Linked DNA regions of Homo sapiens: region 2 is linked to region 1. The links are chromatin loops, found by intact Hi-C in ENCODE. Cell type or tissue: sigmoid colon. All regions are shown on one strand. Each heading gives the region's core, and the rest is flanking DNA. Links, peaks and the distances in the headings are about the cores only. Region 1 overlaps CHST7 (carbohydrate sulfotransferase 7). Region 2 overlaps SLC9A7 (solute carrier family 9 member A7).

What was found. A loop is a pair of places that touch in the nucleus more often than their neighbours do. Peaks named below come from ENCODE experiments on the same cell type or tissue, not always from the same donor. Only the 100,000 strongest peaks of a DNase experiment are listed, where the experiment ranks them.
Region 2: it touches region 1 in a loop (2.9-fold over the local background); 61 of 110 quality-filtered maps call a loop at or near these places.

What each region holds. Positions count from the first base shown.
Region 1 is chrX:46,581,213-46,584,131 of GRCh38, reverse strand. The region is part of intron 1 of CHST7 (carbohydrate sulfotransferase 7); the gene reads right to left. Among named protein-coding and RNA genes, the nearest start is that of CHST7, 8.9 kb to the right of the region's middle. In sigmoid colon, for the core only: no CTCF peak of the experiment used is centred there; no DNase peak of the experiment used is centred there.
Region 2 is chrX:46,632,133-46,635,051 of GRCh38, reverse strand. The region is part of intron 13 of SLC9A7 (solute carrier family 9 member A7); the gene reads left to right. Among named protein-coding and RNA genes, the nearest start is that of CHST7, 60 kb to the right of the region's middle. In sigmoid colon, for the core only: no CTCF peak of the experiment used is centred there; a DNase peak (open chromatin) is centred at 1,521.

The sequences.
Region 1 (2,919 bases), core at 326-2,825:
GGGGAATCTGCTGGCACAGAATATAGTCATCATTGAAATCAAATGTGGTGGCCCTCTTTCACAGCCTCTTAATCTCCGAATTTAAAAATATTCACCATCAGAAGAACTGGAAGTCATTACGTTAAGTGAAATAAGCCAGGCACAGAAAGACAAATATTGCATGTTCTCACTCAGATGTGAGCTAAAAAAGTTGATCCCATGGAGGTAGAGAATAGAATGGTGGTCACCAGAAGCTGCAAAGGGTGTGGGGGTTGTCGTGGAGACAGATTGGTTAAATGGGTATGAACACACAGTTAGATAGAAGAAGTAAGTTCTAAGTTCAATAGCAGAGTACGGTGACTACAGTTAACAACAATGTATGGTGTATTTCAAAATAGCCAGGAGAGAGGACTTGAAATCTTCCCAACACATCAAAATTATAAACACTCGAGGTGATGGGCACCCCAATACCGACTTGATCATTACACACTGTGCATGTAACGAAAAAATCACATGCACTCCATAAACATGTACAAATATGTATTCATAACAAATTTTTAAAAATATTCATCATCAGCTGATGCTCTAATTTATTCTCAGCATCCAGCAGGGTGGTCTTAATTATGAACAGGGTCAGCTGCAGAAAATGTCAGACCTGGCCACTGGCTTGGTGCCAGGGTGCCAAGCGGGCCGGGGAGCAAAGCTGAAGGACTCCAATTATAGACACATCACTGAGCTCCGCAATTTTCTATTTTCTCCAATTAAAACTGCTTCCTATTCAATTCCCAAACAGTTCCCACTTGCCTGTGGACTTGAATTTGAGCCAGAGCTGTTTCTTAATCCCTACTATTCTTATTTTATACTGCACCTCAGCAGAAATGTCCTTTTCAATAGAGCAAGTTCCTTTTATTTCCACTATGAAGCAAGAGGCTGAGGAGCCAGGAGACCTCACAAAGAGAGGGGTTCATTTATTAGTCACCTTGTTCAACTGGAACGTCAGACACAAAAAAGTGAGGCCAGTTTAGTTTTTTTTGTTTCATTCTTTTCTGGCCTGCTCATGCTGAGGGCAGGCTGAGACAAAGCATACTGAAGAATGTTAAACCAGCTGTTTGTAAATGTTTTTCAAAAGCTTCACTCCCAACTATTTATATTACATTCATATTCATGGGAAGAAAATCTCTGCCAAGACAAAAAAAAAAAAAAACCTCTTAGAAAACCGTCTGAATCCTGCCTCAAAAACTGCAAATGGGCACTTCTGCCCTTCCCCTGCTGAGACCACAAAGAGGGCTCTCAGGAACATAGAGAAAATGTATGAATGGTTAAACCTTATTTAAAATCAGCCTAATTTCCCCAGTGATAGGGTCCCCAAATTGTTTATGCTCGAGTCAGTAAGTACAATCCCCTGCAACAGTACCAGAAGAAGGCCGCCTGAACAAGAACCTTGCTAAAACCTGATGTCCTGTCGAAGTGTGATTTTCTAAAGGGATAATTTTTATACCAAAATGTATCCATTTCTTCAAAATAATCACAAAAATAACACTCTCTAAATACATGTGGACTGTAGAAGGGCTAAGAAGTTGATTTCATTTTGGCATTCCAGTGACTACAACCCAAAGTATGAGGCCATCATTCATCATCAGAGATGAACTGTAGGGTCAGAGAGAGCCAGGATGCCAGCAGCAAGAATTTTCCATTCATCAAACTGGCCAAGATGAAAAAATGAAATCAAATCTATGTTGTTGAAAGTCTGGGAAACAGACGTTCCAAGAAATTGCTGGTGGTAGTGAATGTTGGACGACTTTGAAGAACATTACCTCTCAAAATGTACAAAGCATATACCTTTTGCTATATAAGGTCACTCTGCTATAGGAATTTTTCTGACAGACATACTCACATGTATGCAAATACAAGGACCCTACTAGAAATGCAATGAAATAGAGCACAAAACTATAACAACTAAATGCCCTACAGTATGGAACTAGGAGCTAGTTAAATATGTTATAATACATTCCTACCATGAAATACAATATAGCTATTAAAAAGAAGATGAAACGGGAAGATTTTCAAAGCAATAAGTGAAAAAAGTGCAGAACAATAAATAGAGTTCAATCCCATTTGTGTATAAAAAGGCTATATTTTTCTGCCGGAATTTGCGTAAAACATTTCTAGACATATACTACAAGAAATATTGTGGCTGCTTCTAGGAAGTGAGACTGGCAGGTATTTTATAAACTTCTATCCTGTTAAATTCTATTTTTGACCGGGCGCAGTGACTCACGCCTGTAATCCTAGCACTTTGGGAGGCTGAGGCGGGCAGATCACCTGAGGTCAGGAGTTCGAGACCAGCCTGACCAACATGGAGAAACCCTGTCTCTACTAAAAATACAAAATTAGCTGGGTGTGGTGGCGCATGCCTGTAATCCCAGCTACTCAGGAGGCTGAGGCAGGAGAATTGCTTGAACCCAGATGGTGTAGGTTGAGGTGAGCCGAGATCGTGCCATTGCACTCCAGCCTGGGCAACAAGAGCGAAACTCCGCCTCAAAAAAAAATTTCTATTTTTACCACATGCTTATGTTATTTCTACAATTTTTTTTTCTGAGACAGAGTCTCGCTCTGTCGCCCAGGCTAGAGTGCAGTGGCGCGATCTCAGCTCACTGCAACCTCTGCCTCCCTGGTTCAAGCAATTCTCGTGCCTCAGCCTCCTGAGTAGCTGAGATTACAGGCACGCGCCACCATGCCCGGCTAATTTTTGTATTTTTAGTAGAGACAGGGTTTCACCATGTTGGTCAGGCTGGTCTCGAACTCCTGACCTTGTGGTCCACCTGCCTCGGCCTACCAAAGTGCTGGGATTACAGGCATGAGCCACTGCACCTGGCCCTTATTTAATTATTATTATTATTATTTTTTTTTTTTTTTTGGAGACAGAGTCTGGCTCTATCA
Region 2 (2,919 bases), core at 197-2,696, 51 kb before region 1:
TAAAGATTCCTCTAATGCAGTTTGTTTCTTGTATCCTTCCAAGTTTATGATATAACTATGCTTAAGGGTGGTGATGTCTGGGCAAGCAAAGTACAAACTTTAATGTTTCTTCTTTCCTTTCTGTTTCTCTAATTGGCATGTTTTCTTCCTGATCTGATTCTCGGTGCTGATAGATAAATCAAATGCAAAATAGGCTTCAACTCTGTTCTCGGCACTGTGAGAATATCTCACTTCCTTGAGGGCAGTGGTGAAAGCAGTGGGACATGGGTCTTGGGATATCACTAGGCCCCGTATGTGTACTGTAATGACTCACATGAAATTACTTTAAGTATTTAAGCTCACTGAAATCACACTTTTTTCTACACACACATGTTCATTTTTGGAGACTGACTTTGATACCAGCTAAATTGCAGAGGAAACCCTTTCCTTTGAAGCATGCCTTCAAGAAGGAAAGTCCTTCAGGCAAAGTGTAAGTTATTAGACTTGGGACATGAGCAAATTCAGATTATGATATGGTGTTCAAGGTGTTATATGAAGATGTGTGTCTCATATTCCTCAAATTATTCAAAACCTTGACCATTCAGGGTTTTTTTTTTAGAAAAAATTATTAATTAACATGGAATACTTCTAAACTTTCCGAGATTTTATGGCATTTTATCTGTTAATCAGAATGGACAAATTATACCAGCAGAGAAATTATCAATGATATTATCAATATCATTCTGGTATTTATTCATTCCAGAATGAGCACATCAGTTTGCTTGCTTTATTTATTCATTTAGTGTGGGATGTCCACATTTATCTAATTCCTAATGAAAATAAAGATAATTCTGCCCATTCTGGAAGAAAAGGCTGTCATTTGTGTTCTTATGAGCTTAGCCCTGATGTATCAGGGGAATGCTAAAATAAGATATAATAAAACAGCATAAAAAAGTTCCAGTGTCCTGGATCAAAAGCGTTATACCAGGTCAGGAGAGAGATACATAAAGTGGACAGTGACCTGGCACTAGGAATTTCAGAAAGTTGGGGGACCCTAAAGTCTTCTGAGGCTTTAAACCTGCAATTAAAATCCTGTACCTGGGCCGGGCATGGTGGCTCACGCCTGTAATCCCAGCACTTTGGGAGGCCGAGGTGGGCAGATCACCTGAAGTCAGGAGTTCGAGACCAGCCTGGCCAACATGGTGAAACACCGTCTCTACTAAAAATACAAAAATTAGCCAGGCATGGTGGTACCTGCCTGTAGTCCCAGCTGCTCGGGAGGCTGAGTCAGGGGAATCACTTGAACCCGGGAGATGGAGGTTGCAGTGAGCTAAGATCACACCAGTGCACTCCATCCTGGGTGACAGAGTGAGACTCCGTCTCAAAAAAATTCACCAAAAAAAAAAAAAAAAAAATCCTGTGCCTGTTCTTTCTTGCTGCCCAGTTCCACACCAAAACACCCTGGCCCATTGCTTTACCTCCTCTTCCCAGAGATCAGTTTGGTTCTGGGCTCTGCCCCAAGGGTGGGGCTCTTTGTAGGAAGCCACAAGGTCCCGTGTCATCCTTGGGGATTGGTCCAAGAGGCCCTCAACCCTGCCAGAAAAGTAATTACTAAATCGCCCTAAAGTAAACAACCTTGAATAGGGGAAAAAAAGTGCAAAACATTATTTGTGTCTCACGGCCCCGATCTGTTTTTTTTTTTTTTTTTTTTTTTTTTTTTTTTTTTTTTTTTTTTTAGCAGCAGCAAGCTGAGAAGCAGCTCTTTGTTTCCTTTCTTAGAAATCTCCTGTTCTGCACTTATATCAGTAGCAAGGCCCTCCAAGAGACCCCAAGGGCCTTCCCACACTCCTCTGTCTGTGGCAGGGCCCAGGAGGTTCTTTTAGACTCTCTGCTGTCAGGAGTTTGGGCTGCATTTCATACTTGGTTGATATCAAGTGGCTGCCGTGAAGGTCGGAACTTCCATGGCAGATATAGGATTTTCCTGGCATCTTTTTTCTTTCCCCCATTGCCCAGTGTTATCCATGTCATCCATGGCACAGTATCCTGCCTCAGAATGAGGAAGGTGCAAGGATAAAAAAAAAAATTGCCAGATGCATAGAGTGCCAGTTAGTATGTTTCTAAGCCAAGACAACTGCCCTGGTGCTTTTATAGTATTTGTTATAAATGAGTCCTGCCATTTTGCTTTTTCTTTCTGTCTTTAGTTGTTGCTCTCAAATGTGTGAGTTCTCAAGGCTATCTTGATGCAAGAGGGTATAGGGGCACCAGGATTGAAAGCAGGTCAGGACTCTAATTAATGATATTGTTAAAGAAAACATTATTCTGATGTATATTTAAACAGTAAGGCAGACGTTGTTCAGGACCATCACGATTGGAATAGGGACCACTGTGATGGGGTTTTGCAGCAGGGGAGAGAAACGGGTCAGTGGATAGGGAAGTACTGAGAGGAAATATCAGGGGCAAGGGGGATTCTGGCTAAACTGACCCAATAGGATTCTTGCTGAAGACAGGCGAAGGGGATTAGACACCACCTGAGGGATTGTGGGGGGATGAAGAATCCAATCAGATGTTGGGGATAGGCCATTCAGATGTTGGGCTGTGGCCAAACCAACTTAGACAATCAGACATCACCTGAGGGATTGTGGGGGGATGAAGAACCCAATCAGATGTTCGGTTCTGGCCAAACCAACTTAGCAAACCTCTTGCTAAAATTGGGCTATGCTGAGATGGACATGGAAGCCCAAAAGTCAGTGCCTAGTTGGGAAGTGAATTCCTAGGAGCCTGACTAAAGTTTGGTCAAGGAGAGACTCTTTGTCAATATGCACGTGAAGTATTTAGGGGAAGTATTCTGATGTCTGCAACTTTATCTGAATGTATCCAAAGAAAAAGTAAGATGGGTGATAGAGAAATGGATAGATAGGTAATAAGGAATATACAGTAAAA